2 separate regions of the Homo sapiens genome follow, and region 2 is linked to region 1. Evidence: chromatin loops called from intact Hi-C (ENCODE). Cell type or tissue: PC-3. All regions are shown on one strand. Links, peaks and the distances in the headings refer to the core of each region. The heading gives the core; the rest is flanking DNA.

The links. Hi-C counts contacts between places; a loop is a spot of excess contacts. Peaks named below come from ENCODE experiments on the same cell type or tissue, not always from the same donor. Only the 100,000 strongest peaks of a DNase experiment are listed, where the experiment ranks them.
Region 2: it touches region 1 in a loop (7-fold over the local background); 5 of 110 quality-filtered maps call a loop at or near these places.

Annotation. Positions count from the first base shown.
Region 1 is chr3:99,750,012-99,758,353 of GRCh38, forward strand. The region is part of intron 2 of COL8A1 (collagen type VIII alpha 1 chain); the gene reads left to right. Among named protein-coding and RNA genes, the nearest start is that of CMSS1, 64 kb to the right of the region's middle. In PC-3, for the core only: CTCF peaks have their summits at 3,589 (motif pointing left) and 3,788; DNase peaks (open chromatin) are centred at 1,810 and 3,530; H3K4me3 peaks cover 344 bases; H3K27ac peaks cover 724 bases.
Region 2 is chr3:99,528,540-99,536,881 of GRCh38, forward strand. All of the region lies in intron 1 of LOC105374007 (a long non-coding RNA gene), which reads right to left. All of the region lies in intron 1 of LOC105374005 (a long non-coding RNA gene), which reads right to left. Among named protein-coding and RNA genes, the nearest start is that of COL8A1, 110 kb to the right of the region's middle. In PC-3, for the core only: CTCF peaks have their summits at 3,933 (motif pointing left) and 4,134; DNase peaks (open chromatin) are centred at 3,922 and 7,032.

The DNA.
Region 1 (8,342 bases), core at 158-8,157:
GTATAACTTGTTGCCAACTTCTTTTTCTTTTTTTCTTCTTTTTTTTTTTTTTTTTTTTTTTTTGAGACAGATTCTTGCTCTGTTGCCACGGCTGGAGTGCAGTGGCATGATCTTGGCTTACTGCAACCTCCACCTCCTGGGTTCAAGCAATTCTCCTGGCTCAGCCTCCTGAGTAGCTGGAACTACAGGTGCACACCACCACACCTGGCTAATTTTTGTATTTTTAGTAGAGACAGGGTTTCGCCATGTTGGCCAGGCTGGTCTTGAACTCCTGATCTCCAGGAATCCGCCCACCTCAGCCTCCCAAAGTGCTGGGATTACAGGCGTGAGCCACTACACCTGGCCCCAGTTTCCTAATGTTCATGTTTACCTAGAATTAAATAAAAAGAAAATATTAATAGCCAACTCTGGGTGGCAGAATTTTAGACAGTTTTGTGCCCTCATGTATACTCTTTTGTAAATTTTTCAAAAAAACATATATTGCTTTTATAATTGGTAAACAGAAAAAATATTGTAATTGACTCCAAAATCGATAGGTGATAAAGACAAAATTGTCCAGGGGGAGTAAAATGCAAATTTTGCTCTCAATCACAAAATTTTTAAAAAATAATAATAAATGTAATAGGTTCTTCCTTCCAGGTGTTATTGCCCTTTCTTTGATTCAAGATAAAGCAACCTGTAGGCTATTCAACTTCTCTAGACAAGAAAGGTTAAAAATTGGATTGAATTTTCAAGATTTTCTTGAGAAAGCATTTCACCTGCAGCTATGAACATGAGTGTAAAGATCAAAGTTGTAATACGGGCTGGTAAAGCTGAAAGTTGTTATTGTGGCAATCAGAAAAGTAGAGCATCATTAAAGTGTACCTCTTTCACCTTAAAACATAAACTGGCCATCAATCATTTCTAATGGCATCTACTTAAAACTGGCCTTATGATTGGCTCCTAAGTGTGTAAAATGTCAGGTGGAAATACATAAACACATCTTTGAGCTGGATAGAGTCTCAGTGATCCTAAAAAGTGAAATATAGAGCTATTTTAGAGATGCCATTTAAAAATTTATGGAGAGAGATTTGGTCTTATAATTTCTTTCATGAATACTAAAATTTTACTACAAAGAAAATTCAGAAATGAGTTATTTGTGCCATTTAATCATTAAATCATAAATCCACAGACCATTAGAGCTGGAAGGGGCCTTCTAGATTACCTCCTCCAATGCCAATATTTTGCAGATGAGAAAGTAGGAACAGAAAATTTATTTTCTCAGGGTTAAGCATGGTGGCTCACACCTGTAATCCCAGCAATATAGGAGGCCAAAGCGGGCAGATCACCTGAGGTCAGGAGTTTGAGACCAGCCTGGCCAACATGGCGAAACCCTGCCTCTACTACAAATACAAAAATTAGCCAGGTGTGGTGGTGGGTGCCTGTAATCCCAGCTACTTGGGAGGCTGACGCAGGGAGAATTGCTTGAACCAGGCAGGTGGAGGTTGCAGTAAGCTGAGATCGCACCACTGCACTCCAGCTTGGGCAACAGAGTGAGACTGAAAAAAAGAAAAGAAAATTTATCTTCTCAGGAAAAAGTAAAATCACTCAAAAATATCTTAAAGAATCCAGAAACATCTTGAATCTTACTGACGAAAAATTAGGTATTTTGAATCCTACTAGAACTTTAATTATAACTCGAATTTTTAGTTTGGTTGTGGGCAGTCCTACGCAATGAAGGAAAGACGCTAACAGTGACTGTGGAAAGCACATTCACAATGAACACTTATAAAGTTAAAACTAAAAATAAAACAGACCAATGATTTCAGACCAGGTTATTCATTCATTACTCAGCTTCCTTTCTTTAGTGAGTCAAGCAATTGAAATGAGCGTTCTTAGCCACTTTTAAGACACAATTCTTCTATTATCATGAAAAATTGGCTACTTCTAAAGTTGCTGATATGCTGAAGAATAATGGGACATTCATTCTTTGAGTTAAAAAATCCAAATTATTGCCAAAATCCTCCTGATTTAATGCATTTATGAAAATATGCTTATAATAAAATTATATATATTAAGAATATACTCCTCATCCCCTGCAAATAGATACTTACTTTGCATTATGGACATCCTGGAAGAAGTAAACATGAAAGCTCTTTTTCTAAGTTTAATGTTGATCTAAGAAATGGAAAATAGTAACACTTGGTTTTAAGGAAACTAGCACAGTGTGGACATGTTCATTGTCATCTGTAAAGTAGAAATAAGAGTAGACTCTTGCAAAATCATTTAAGAATTAAATCAATAATAGATATAAAATGGTTAGTACAGGGTTTGGTCATAGTTAACATTTAATAAGTCCCAGCTATTAGTAGTAGTGGTAGTAATATTATTATTATTTATAACATGATCACTCTTCTACTACTCCCTTCCCTTCAAGCAAAACTCTTGTGATTCCCCTACACTATTTTATGGCGCCATGTGCTTGTATATTCTGATCCCTCTCCCCAAATGCCCTATCCTGACTTCTATATCTGCTGAACTCCTACTTATCACCCAAGGTCAGCTCCAAAGTTTTTTCCTCTTACCTGCGTTACCTAATCCCTGATTGCACTCACCTATTTCCCATGGTTCTCTGCATATATCCCTCTCCTATCAATTGAGATGAGGACTTTTACTTGATTCTCCCTCACGCCCCCCACATGCCCCCCCACACACACATGCATGTACACATATGCACACACTCTGGACTACAGTGAATTCATCATACTCAATTTTGTATCATCATAGAAATGTCTATTGAAATGAACAAACTCCCGCATAAATAAATGACTTTTTAATTTCATGAGTAGGTATCAGGCTAGAATGTGCACCTAGTGGCCTCAGTTTAGAGGGGGAGAAGGGGAGATGGGTATATGAGGAAAGCTGGGACATGCAACTCACCAGCCCTGGAGCCCGGCTCTGCCACATGCCTACTGCTATGACTTGTGGTAAATCATTTAACTTCCCTGGACCTCAGTTTTCCTTCTCAGCAAAATGGGAGGACTGGGCAAAATGTTATCTGAGGACCCTTCCAGCACCAACCTTTATATATGATGCTATGCACTGGTTTATCTCAATGGTTCTCAAACTTTAGCAGACATCAGAATCATCTGGAAGGCTTATTAAAATACTGGTCAGCAGATCTGATGGGGCCCAAGAACTTGCATTTTTAACAAATTGCCAGATGATGGTGAGGCTACTGGCAGGGGGACCACACTTTAAGAACCACTAACTGATCTTCTTGACACAGGATCCTGACACTGTCCTGTTGTTATCTGGTGAAAGGCACTCCTGATATGATAAGATGCAGGCAAGTAAACCCACACTTCTGTGAGGCTGCCATCACAAGGACTAGGTGCCTATGGGTGAGCCCCAAGGGTGACCACAGAATGAAAGCTTTGCTGACTGGAGTTTTGTTAAAGGCTCACTTTGTGGGAAAGAAACTGCCTGACTTCTCAATGCTATAGGGTATAGAAAACACTGACGCCAGGGTTGGACCCATCAGTTAGTACCGCTGCAGCTGAAGTCACATGGATCACAATTGCCATCTAGTGATGACTTTGAATTACTGCATCAAGAGACTACAGAATGAAATGCTGCTTTTTCATTTAGAAACTGCTTTTTTTTTACACAAAACTATGTTCAAAATGAGATCCCTTAAGGATAAAGTCTAATGTGCTCCGGTCTTATCTACATTTGTATCTCAGTACTATGAAAATAAATACATATATAGTACTTACTATGTGCTAGGCATGGTTCTATGCTTTATATATGTTCAATTATTCACAGCAAACCCATGAGATAATACAAATTTTCCCAGTTTGGAGACAAGAAATAAAACTACAAATGTACAAAGCAATGAAAAGACTTGCTTGAGGTTGCCCAGTCAGTAAAATGGTAGAGCTTGGACTGAACCTAGACAGCTACTGGGAAGATAACTACACTAACCAGTTTCTCTTATATCAATTTAAAACATAGTTGCTGAAACAATTAGTACTTGTAAACTGTTGTCAGTTACAGATATGGGTCTGCAAAATTTTATTAAGTATACACTGAATAAATAATTTTTTTCTGATCCTTCCAAATGAAATCAGCTTATATCCAATAATTAAAGAAATGTTTCTACCTACAGAAAGCCAAATGCAACAAAATGAGCACCAACTTGGATTAAGATTTGGAATCATTTTTCCACCTGCTATACAATCTTAGACAAGTCACTTAGATCCACTTTTTCATCTATGAAGTAGAAAAAATAAAACCATAGTTTACATAGCTATGTAATTCCCAAAAATGTGGTTTAGGGGTTCTGTAAAGTCAGATTAAATTTTAGAGTAGCTGCTCAAGTTATCCACTGAATGCGATCACAAGAGCAAAGAGGGAGATCATGGATAATAACTATACTGTTTTTTTTTTTCAAATTGTCTCTCATGTGTGAAAGAAGCCAGGACAAGAGGTTTGATCTCCTGGTCTATCGTCCATAAGTGCTAGCAGTAAACAATAACACTCATGGTGTTTGTGGGAGAATTAAAGAGCTCAATAAGAAAGATACACATTTCCTTTATTTTTCTGAATACTGTACTTGGCCTGTGCACCTGAGCTCTGCATCCCTGCCTGTTCTCTGCCTCCCAAGGGTCCTCACCAAAGAACTCCTACAGAAAGATCACATATTTGCCAGTGGATTGAGGTTCAACCCCCTCTCACTCCAACCTTCTCTTACCAGAGATCTTCTTGGATTTAAAAACCAGGTCCCTGATAATCCTTTTAGCTCCTTATCTAAAACATCTCAGTTACCAAATAATTTATCTCAATAGACCAAACCAGAGTTATCAAACCAAAGTACTACAGTACTAGGTTTCTTTGCACCTGTATATGTGTAACATGCTAAGACTTGCTGGCATCAAATTCATGGTAATGAAGGAAAAATAAACATAGAGTCAGAGGAATAATGGGTAACAATTAAAATACAGTAGGGTAAACTATCAGTACCTCATTTTAGTAGATTTCTTGATGTCATTTCAAGTATTTGCACATATTTAGTCACCAAAGCAACCCTAAAATTAGGCTAGATAAGCTTATTATCAACACCATTTGAGAAATAAAGATATTGACACACAGAAGTGTAAAGAAAAACAAAGGAAATTGAAGCAAAGAAACTTTAAACAACTTGAAAAAATAAGTGAGGGTTCATATATCCTAGTTATTAGGCCTATGCTTGGCCCCACAATTATAGTTTAACAATCAAATCCTGAAATAAGATGACTCCCTCTGATAGTTGAGTTTTTTAAAAGTTCTTTATACAAATATAGTAGAAGTAAATGAATAATTAGACTTCAAGGATAGTAAACACTCCATTAATTCACTCAACCAATATGTGTTGAGAATCTGCTATGTGGCTGGCACTGTTTTAGGTTGGGGAGTTTAGCAGTGAATGAGGGCAAAAATGCCATTCTACCCTTAAAGCTTACATTCTGTCTAGTTGGAGAAGAGTTGATAAATGTGAATATAAATAAATATTTAATACCATGTTGATCATGAAGAAAAATCAAATAAGGGAAAGGGATAGAGAATGATAGGATGAGGGATGCTGTTTAAAATTGAATGGTCAACACAAGCCACTCTGAGGAGGTGACATGTGATCTGAGATCTGAAGAAGGCAAGGCCATGCAACACAATGATCTGGAAGACAGTTCAGGCAAATGGGAAGTCCCAAGGCTGAGAACCAGTTTGGCTTGTTGCAAGATGGCAAGAAGACCACTGGCCAGAGCCTGGTAACTAAAGAGCAGATGGTGTCAAAGAAGAGAGCGGAGCCAGATCGCTTAGGTCTTGCAGGCTGTGGAGGGGAGTTCAGAGTTTACATGAACTGGGGTGGGGAGCCACAGGTGGATTTTGAACAGAGTGACAGGATCTGGTCTACTTCTTTAAATCATTACTCTGGTTTCTCTGAGGAGATTGGACTCCGCACATGAATGGAGACAGGGAGGTAAGGCACTGGTCCAGGCAAAACATGATCGGTGCCCAGTGACTCAGGATACATTTTCATTAAAGAGATCATAAAACTTGCAGATGGATTGGATGTGTGAGAAGAAGAGATATCGAGAATGTCTCCTGCACTTTGAGCCTGAGCAACTAGATAAGTACGAATACCATTTATCAAAATAGGGGAGCTTGGGGTAGAATCATTTTCTGAATCTTATAATCCTCCAATTGTACCAGTGAACTCAATTTGAGAATTCATTTTTGAAAGTGAAAAAGACTTTTAGTCCAAGAATCTTTAGAAAATGTCACCACCTGTTTTAGGATAAGCCATGTATAGCAATAATTATATTCTGCCACATGGAGTATTCCACTCTTAGAATTCTGAACCAGACCATGGTCCTGATATGATGTAATATTTCTAAGTGTTCCTTTGTAAAAATAGTTTCAAAGACTCATGAATTATAAAATCATGCCTCCTGTTTAGGACATGTTTATAAATATGAATAATAGAAGCTTAGCTCCTAACTATTTCAAGAAGTACAAGGAAAACGTCCACAGTTCAGTTAAAAAGAATGTTAAATATCGGCCTGAGATTTATACTCTTGAGAAATAAATGTTACAGTAGAAATGGGAAGAAATGTGCTTGGTCTCTGAGCCAGTGGTTCTTTTATGGGAACCAGGGTCTTCAATTTCCAGGCAGCTACGCTGTGCTGAACTTGGACTCAAAGATTTGGGGACAGTACCATCACGTCACCTAAGCATGATCAAGAAAACACTCACTTTGGGGATACAAACGTCTTAGCCAAAATCAGCAGTAAATCCAGCATAGAGCCAAAACTATGTAAACAGTAGTGTAAAGATCCATATGCAGAGAAAACTGAAGGATCACTAAATTCCAAGGAAATGTGGTTTCTTTTTCAGTCCCTACTTTTTACAGAGAATGCTCCTTTTAAATATTTTAGCTTCTCTGATGGATCTGAATTAGCTATGGTCATTTTTGTAGATGAAGAAGAAACGAAATTCTAATGGCATATAAACTCTAGAAAGACAGGGACTTTTCTGTCTTCTTGCTGTATCCCCAGCAATTAGAACTGCACCTGGCAAATAGTTGGCATTCAGCAAATCTTTGTTGAATAAAGAAATGAATAAAGAAAAGCTTGAATAAATTGCTGAATTTAAAGGGGAAAAATAAATTAGACAGGAATCTTTTCTTTCTACTTGTTTTTATATCAAAATTCATTTTGTCAGGTGAAACCTAATAAAAATGTTGGCAGAAACTTTTCTTCCTCGGGGTGCAACTCTTGTCTAATACACTCTTTCTCTGGTGTCACAGTTAACCTCTTGTTGACCATTCATGACATTGACTAAGCATTAACAGATTTTTATCTTAGGTTCCTACAGATTTTATGGGGTCTACATTTCTCACCCATTCTTCATACTCTTTGCTGGGGAGCACTGCCGACCTGAAAAGTTAAACAAATAACTACATAATTGTCAGGCTGGTAGCCCCAAAAGATGACTTCTTTTGACTGCCGTATTAATTCTGTCTAATCTTCTAAGATCCATGTCTAAGATTCTAGCCTGACTTAAACTTATATCAGTTCATTTACCTTTATCAGTTCTGACCTCATGCTCAGGGCTGGCCTTTTTTCCATCACCATCATTTTATCTGCCGTAGCTATTGAGTACCTATGGATGAAAACTAGTAAAGAAATAAAAATGAGAAATGAAGAAGGAATTGAATGGGATACATCTGTTCCCAAACTAAGGCCCTTTTCAGAAAGTATTTAATGAGAAAACAGAAGCCTCACATTTTTACAGCATAGAATCTAGACTGGATTTTAGAGGCTACTGTCACTCAGCCTGATCAGCATGAATCTATCCTTGTATCAAGTGTTCCTTGAGATCTTTGAATCTAAAACCTTTTAAAATTTGTATAAGTTATTCTAAAGTGAGAAAATAAATAGAATAGAATACATTCTTTTAGGTTGATACCAAAGTAATCATGGTTTTTGCCACTACTTTCAATGGCAAAAACTTACTTTTGCATCAAGCTCATAGTAGAACATTACAGAGAGATAAAATAAATCTTTCTCATCTCGCCTTTTGGTGACATCACACTTTAAAAATAGGTATGAGCAGGAGCCCAAAGGAGGAATTTCAGTTAGGCTAATCGGCTTACAAGTAGAATGTCTTCCAGGATTCAAGAACTTTTGGCAAACATTAGTTAGCACATTCTTACTAAAAGGTAAAAACCTTTTTTTTCTTTGTCAGGTTTTAAATGACACTTGAAAGGGAAACTCTCCAAACCATAGCCAAAAGCAGGTTAATCCAACTTCCCCCAGCCA
Region 2 (8,342 bases), core at 281-8,280, 220 kb before region 1:
TTTAAACTCAGTAAATGCTTCTGGAACCCCTGCTAAAATTAAGGACCCATTATGCCTTCCTCTAATTGACAGCATTACTTTTTTTAAAGGAGATTATAGTACTTTCCAGTCATCAAAGCTTCCCATTATTACAGATCGGCATTTCTGGTGTAGATTAACAAATGCCAGAATTATCCTTCAGCTCACAGCATAGATTCAGGTTTGAACTCTGTATGTAGAGCAGCTTACAATTTATGGGCAGCAGAAATGACACCATTGAAAAAAGTTAACATGAACCACCAACAAAAGATTAAATTGTTTCCCCAGATGCAGCTTCTGAATTTTTAAGTTTTAAGTAAATCTTTCACCCAATTAAAGCTTATTATAACTACAGAGGTTTCATTATTAATACATAGCCAGAAAATTCATTACCTCTATCGAATCTCTAGTTTTCTCTAGATTAACCTGAATCATTGAGTTTTAAGTGTGTTTGGGCTTTCTGCTGCTTGAAACATGGCATTTACTGGGCCAATCTCTGTCCTATGTTGGGAAAGATAGGAAAATTGAGATAGAGATGAGCAAGTCATCAAATTGTCAAACCTGAAAATACATTGGCCAGAGTGAAAAGCATTCAGGTGGAATACATGGGTAGAGCTCAGTTCAATATGTCAGCTATCTACTGAGTAGTTCAAAGCTAAAAACTATGGATAGAAGTTCAGAGCAAAGAAGTACCTGTTTAAATATACTTTAAACACATGAGTCTGAGTGTTAATTACATTTAGAAAACTTGAGACCAGCCAGGAAAAGAGTTAGCTCAATCTTGAGTAAAATTGGTTATTTGAGGAAAAAAATGAACAAAACTATTTCCACCGAGTCAATAGCCCTAGACATTTTCACTGACCTTTAAGAAAGTCTATACACAGCAGTCTTACAAAACACATAGTGATTAAGAACTCAGTAAAATTCCATCTGACATTTATGACTTGTGATTCAAATCTATCTCTTACTAGGTAAGCCTAGAGATGGTGCTGCTATTATATAAATAACCTAAAGCTGGGGTTCTCAAAGTATGACCCATAGTCAAACAACCTCATCATTACCTGGGAACTTGTAGAAATGCAAATTCTAGGACCCTCCCAGAGAACTGCTTTATCAGAAACTGTTGGGAGTGAACCCAGCAATGTTTGTTACCATTCTGACAGCAACTGGCCTACAGACTTACAGTTACAGATTGCAAAGTAAAGATGCTTCTACGTCTATTCTCTTCTCTGAAATTGGCTGAAAATAACAATAAGAAAAAAATAAAAACAAGGAAATTCCATTTTAAATTATATTAGCTACTACAATACCAAACCAAAAACTGTGAGGAATACAGTGAGATTTGGATTCAATTGAGCATAATAGATGCATACCTTAACAGACCTCAGGCAGAGCATGGAATTCTACAAAGGAAAGAGACACAGCCCTAAGGTGCCTGACCAGGGATTTTTTTATTTGAAACAGCAAATTGTAGAGTGACAGGCAATGTGGGGCCAAATGATGAAGGAGGCAGACACACCATCTTTCAAACTACTAGGCTGGCAGTATGGCAAGGAGAGATGGTGGGTAACAGTTGCTGTTCAAAATTGCTAAAGTAAAACTAATAAATACGAATTCCAACACATTGCTCCATTGCAAGATAAGCAAACTGAAAGGGCACATCTGTGAAAGAAGTGAGCAAAAATCTGTCCCCTAGCAGAAACTTTGGGAAAAGAATTGAAACAGCAGAACCATAATAAAGCTATCTTCTGCCCCAACTTACTTCCCCAGCCCTTTTTCAGACTATTGTTTAGCAAATAGCTAGCTACCCCCGAAACAATGGCCCCATTTAAAGATGAGAAAAATATCAGAAAGAAGCTGGAATAAAAACAACATATAGAGATACTACAAGAAAAAAATTAAAAAATTATACAAAAGAGGCACACAAATTAAATGTAACAATTATAGAAGAAATATATTATTTCCTCAAATAATTTTCAATGATATTGAAAAAAATTTTAAATAAAGCCTTTTTGAAGAAATATTTAGAACAAGACAGAATGGCTCAAAGAAGAAAAGACAAGCCAATAGAAGGACAATAAAAGTAAGCTAGCAGAATTTAGCAAGGAAATAAAAGAAATAAATATGATTAATTCAGAAATAAAATCCACTTTAGAAGCAGACATCTTTTAATGGATGTCACCAAAAATACAGACTTAATTATGGAAGTTAGACTTGAGAACACCGAGTAAAATGAACGAGAGAAAAATAATTCGAAATCATTGGAAAGAAAAATTAAAGATAAATTAAAATTAATATGGAAGACAAATAAATAAGATCCAATATGCATATCCATGAAGAGAAGTAAATGAATTAGAAACAAATTCAAAGATGTATTAGAGAAAAACATTCCAGGACATTTTAATTAAAAAGCAAGTTACAATTTCAAGGCAAAAGTTATTAAATTTGTCAAAGAATGGGACTTGATAATGATGAAGTATATACTCCATAATGAAGACCTAGCTACCTAGCTATCCTTAATATCTATGCACCAAATAATATAACATAAAAATGCATAATGCCAAAAACTGGAAGTAGACATAAATGGATAGTAATACAAAACATACACACAATCTTTGACAAATGATATAGATTTAAAATAAGTACCGGCTGGGCGCAGTGGCTCACGCCTGTAATCCCAGCACTTTGGGAGGCAGAGGCGGGTGGGTCACCTGAGGTCAGGAGTTCAAGACCAGCCTCAACATGGAGAAACCCTGTCTCTACTAAAAATACAAAATTAGCCGGGCATGGTGGTGCATGCCTGTAATCCCAGCTACTCGGGAGGCTGAGGCAGGAGAATTGCTTGAACCTGGGAGGTGGAGGTTGCGGTGAGCTGAGATCATGCCACTGCACTCCAGCCTGGGCAACAAGAGCGAAACTCAGTCTCAAAAAAAATAATAAAATAAAATAAGTACCAATACAGAAAAAAATAAGTAACATAATAATATGGATGTTATATACATACACACATATATAAAATCAAATGAAGCAACTTTTAAAGACAAATGGAAAATGTGTTAAAGTTGGCAGGTAATAGCCCATAAAGAAAATTTCCATAAATTTTGTATTATAATTAAAGAATGTCACCTATACTATTTCACACTAGCAAATGTATTAAGATTTTCCGTAAGAGCCACACATAGATAATAGTTTTTAATTATGATGCCAGACATAAGAAATTTGCAATAACAATTAAGGCCAACAAACCAAGAACTGAAACATTCTCAAACAATTCAAGTCAAACAGGAAATCAAACTGAAACAGCCATATTAGGAGGTTGAAGGCTTGAGGGATCTTGGTTTTAATTTCCAGCCAAGGCCATCAGGTTAAACCTTTAGAAATAACTTCAAAAAGAAAATAAGGGAATACATAAGATTATAAATAATAAAAATCATACATAAAATTAATTGTTATCCTATACACAAATAATAACTTTTAAAATATAGGAGCTAGAAATATCTCACTTTCAATAGTGACTCTATCGGTCAGGGCCCAGCTAGCAATACAGAGTCCTGACATATAATAATTAAATAAGATAATTTAATGTGGGAACTAATTATAAAGGTATTAGAATAGCTGAAAGAGTAAATGAAGGAAGGTGCCATCAAAAAATTATTAACAGTGGAAAGTTGCTAATATCCCTAAGCTGGAAGGACAAAAGGAGAGGATGATATTCCTAGGGTCTAAGCACTGGGCCCACCAAAAATGCTGGAACTCTGACAGTACTGCCTCTTGAAAGCTGGGACTAAAGAGGGAGTTAAAGCACAGAGGAGACTGGACCAGAGCTTCCACCAGGAGCAGAGGGCTGGGTAGAAGTAGCCTCCCTTCTTCCGTGCTCCTTCCTTCCAGCATCTTCCCAGTGCCCCCTACTGGCTAACTTTAGATGAAAGTCACCCGGCAAGGGAGCCTGGGAATGCAGTTCACATGGTGTTCTCTTGTAACCTACAGGGAAAGGGAGGGAGATGGAATTGAAAGCAAACAGAAAAAAGACCATTGGCACAGCAAGCAAAAGAAAAAGAAGAAAAGAGAGAGAAAATTAGATCTATTTCCCATACTTCACCTAAAGGTCCTTGATAGGAATTGTGTTATGGGCAACGCATGTGTTTATTTAATTATTTTAAAATATGAGGGGAAAAACCCACATATATTGTATACAAATTCTATACAATAAAAAACAAGTTTATCTCTCACTTCATACCCCCAATCCCTCTACACAGCATAGCCACTGTTACTTATTTTGTGTATTCTTCTGGAAATTTCCCATATACACGCATGAATATTTTTAAATGTCCACAAGCACAAAATACCTATTATTCTATCTGGTTTTTTTCCACTTAGGTATGTATGTTGGAAACCTTGTCATAATTTATTTTTAAAAGTCTCCATTTGATGCATAAATAGGCCATTTCAAGGTTTTTTTATTATAGAGAATATATCACAAAAGTAAAGGAGTACTGATAAAATTATTTGGCTAGTGTCTTTACATGTCTGGTATTTGAAACAATCCAGTTAGCGTGTGTTGGGCCAGGGGCAATACAGCTAAAAGAAGAACATAAGTGGGATATGGGATTTGAAAGTAAGTCACTAAAACATGGAGCTATCTCACATTCATTGTTACTTATAATTCATTCCCATATGTTTGTGAATGTTTGGAAGGACATGCAGATGTAACCAATATGTGTATCTTTACCCCCAAGGCAATTGCACGTACCAATGTTTTTATTCTCCCAAAACTAAATAAAACCTGATCCCCTCTGTTTTAGCCAGGCCTATTCACTTGCCTCTGAAATTTTTCAGGTTTTTGAGATTGCTTAATTGTGTAACCTTGGACAAGGCCCTAATCTCTGTGGCCCTCAGTTTCCTCATTAAAATGAAAGTGTCATCTTAATCTATCCTGCTCTTACAAATTCAACAATTCTACTTGTCCCAGCTCTGACTATCACATTTTCAAGAGAAAAGAAAGAGCAGGCCGGGCATGGTGGCTCACGCTTATAATCTTAGCACTTTGGGAGGCTGAGGCGGACAGATAGCTTGAGCTCAGGAGTTCAAGACCAGCCTGGATAACATGGTGAAGCCTTGTGTGCACAAAATATAAAAAATAAAAAAATTAGTCAAGTATGGTGGCATGCACCTGTAGTCCCAGTTACTTGGGAGGCTGAGATAGAAGGATGGCTTGAGCCCAGGAGGTGGAGGTTGCAGTGAGCCAAGATTGTGCCACTGGACTCCAACCTGTGAGACAGAGCCAGACCCTGTCAAAAAAAAAAAAAAAAAGAGTGGACAAAATCCCCTCCCCTTAAAGAGAGGAGAGTTTGAAGCCCATTCTCAAATAATTTAAAATTTTCACAATGGGGCCGGGCGCTGTGGCTCACGCCTGTAATCCCAACACTTTGGGAGGCTGAGGTGGGAGGATCCCCTGAGGTCAGGGGTTCAAGATCAGCCTGGCCAACATGGCGAAACCACATCTCTACTGAAAGCACAAAAATTAGCTGGGCGTAGTGGCAGGTGCCTATAATCCCAGCTACTCAGGAGGCTGAGGTAGGAGAATTACTTAAACCCAGGAGGTGGAGGTTGCAGTGAGTGGAGATCATACCACTGCACTCCAGGCTGGGCAACAAGAGTGAGACTCCATCTCAAAAAAAAAAAAAAAAAAATTCACATTGATCTTTCTCTGTAATCCCTGTATTCTCCCCTTGATTCTTGTGAAGCACTGGAGCTTCCACAAGTTTCCTCCCAGGAAGAAAATTAGAAGAATAAAATATTGGAGGGAGTAAGAGAACGAAACTGTTGAACATTCCCATAAATTCAGACTGCTGTTGCTTTTACTATCTTCAAAGAGAATAAATTATGATACAACCTTAAAATGAAAGTTCTATACTCAGTCAACCACTGTAACATGACAAGTCATGAAATTAAGGCAATAAAAGATTCCAAATTTGAGGAAAGATCATAGAATTTTTAAAGTTAAAAGAGTTTAGTGGGAATACATAGGTCCTGACAGACTACTACCAGGAAAATTCTAAATACTTGGCCACTTAAAGTTTTCAGAAAATTTGTAAGGAAGATGTTTAATTTTCAGTGACATGTAATTCAGTTAAGGGAAAAAAAATTAAAAGTTTCATCAAATAGGAAACGAACTTAAAACTCTGCTATTCTTGAACACATCTTAGAATTATTTTATCAGTTCTAAAAGTGGAACTGCCTAAATCTGCAGGATGTATTATGAAAAACAAAGAGTTCTCATGTCTTCAAACACCACTGCCAAAGGACAAAGGTCCTGAAAAGTCTTTAGGGGAGCAATATTAAAAATGTACAGACTCAACTTTGGGGTGTTGAAAAAAGTGGTAAGTCTATTTGCTTTTAACAATAAGCTACCCTTCCTTTAGAAATTATTTATACATTAAATATAATGTTTTGGAAAGATGACATTAAATGAATAGTTGCATTGAGGAATTATAAAAATTAGCTGAGCTATGTTTCAGTAGCATATTATTGAGCTAGAGAAGCTAAAGAGTACTGTGAGGACATAGAATTGGCAATCCCCAAAAAAGTGATTCATGAAGTCAGCCCAGGAGAGTCAGGAAAGATTTTACATAAGAAGCCAAATTTTAAATCAATTCTGAAGGATGAAATGTAGATTACCAGTCTTAGAAGAAGGAAAATGTATTCCAGGAAGAGAAAATAGCAAGTACAAAGGCACTGAGGCATGTTTGGAAAGAAATGAGAAAAGTTTAGTATGATTTCTGGAACATAATTGTGTATGCATAATGGGAGGAGATCAGGCAGGAATGCAGGCTGGGGCCGGAATGTGCTGCGGAGTTTGAGGTATGCTCAGACACCCTGGCCTCTTTAACAACAAGGAACTATGCTAAACTATGGAACCATATGTTTTATCACAACATATTAATGACCACATGTTAACAGAGAGGGAACTGGAAAATAACCACTGGCTATGGCAATGACTCAGACATTCTCCTATTTCAGTCTTCAAAGCACCAGCATGCAAGATGACACTTGAGAGTATACTTTCTTTACATCATATTATAATAAGCAGAAGCCCAGCAATCCAGCATTTAAGAAAACACTAGATCTTGGATGAAAACTAACTAAATAAAAGTGGTGGAGTTAAATTCACTATTTAGAGTGTTATATGTCTTTATTACAGTTAATGGAAGCGCACCCAGGAAATATGTAGAAAACACAGTGCCAGAGAACTACACAGCTCTCAAGATTCCAGTGTTTCTCAGCTTCTGAAACAAAAAGCAGATTTGACTTTTTTTAGAACTTATGTAGAAAGTAACTGTCATTTTCCTAGTTGTAGCTCCTATTTTTCCCACCCTGCTGGCATATTTACTCTTCTTGCACAAGCATATCTTGTTTTTTGCCACATTCAGTGTTCATGCCATTCTCAACACCCTCTTCATCAAATCTGCCCATTCTAATTCTACCCATTCCTTTTCCTTCCAGTTTGAGCATTACTGAACATGTATAGGAAGCAAAAAATATGTTTTCGGCAGAGGGTGGTAGTGAAACAAGAGGAATAGAGCAAATATAGGTTAAACACCTAGAACATATTCAGCTTGGGTTCAGTTTTAATTGATTAATTTGATGTCATCATGTGTCAAGACCTCTCAGTGCCCTAGAGTCTAGACCCAAATGCCTGCCACTTTTCTATCCACTGATCACAGTCTCATGCAACCCTGGCCACTTCCTCCCTTTATCCATTCTACTATTCTTTCACTGGGTTTATTAAAATCCTTGTTTTCTTATTTTCTTTATAACAACCTTTTCTTCAAACACTTCTTATCCTTCACTAAAACTGAAAGGTCATTTCAAATCCCTAAAAATATATTTAAAATTAAAAATTTTTAAAAACATCGCTGTCACCAACATAAAAGCCCTTCTAATCAGTTTTCTCACCTATCAAAAGGAGAAATTTTCAAGATCATTTCTCTAGTTCTTTACAGGTAATTGGTAATAAATAATAAGAATTTCCCTAATTTAGTTATTAATGTATTACAGTCCTGATTTCTTAGAAGTGACAGCTCAATCATTTCTTACTTCAGCCAAATCATTTCTCTTCAGGGAGAGAATATAAGGTACCCAAGAGGTGAGGACACCCAAAGCATGATATTGCACTCTCATGACTAAGACAGTTATTAGCTCAAGTCCTTCAGTCTCCAAGCTGTTCCCTTCTGGGTAAGCCAACAAGCCACAAGGATTCATTCAAATGGTGAGTGGGACACAAAAATATTAAAACTAACATCAAAGATCAACTGGTTAAGGTC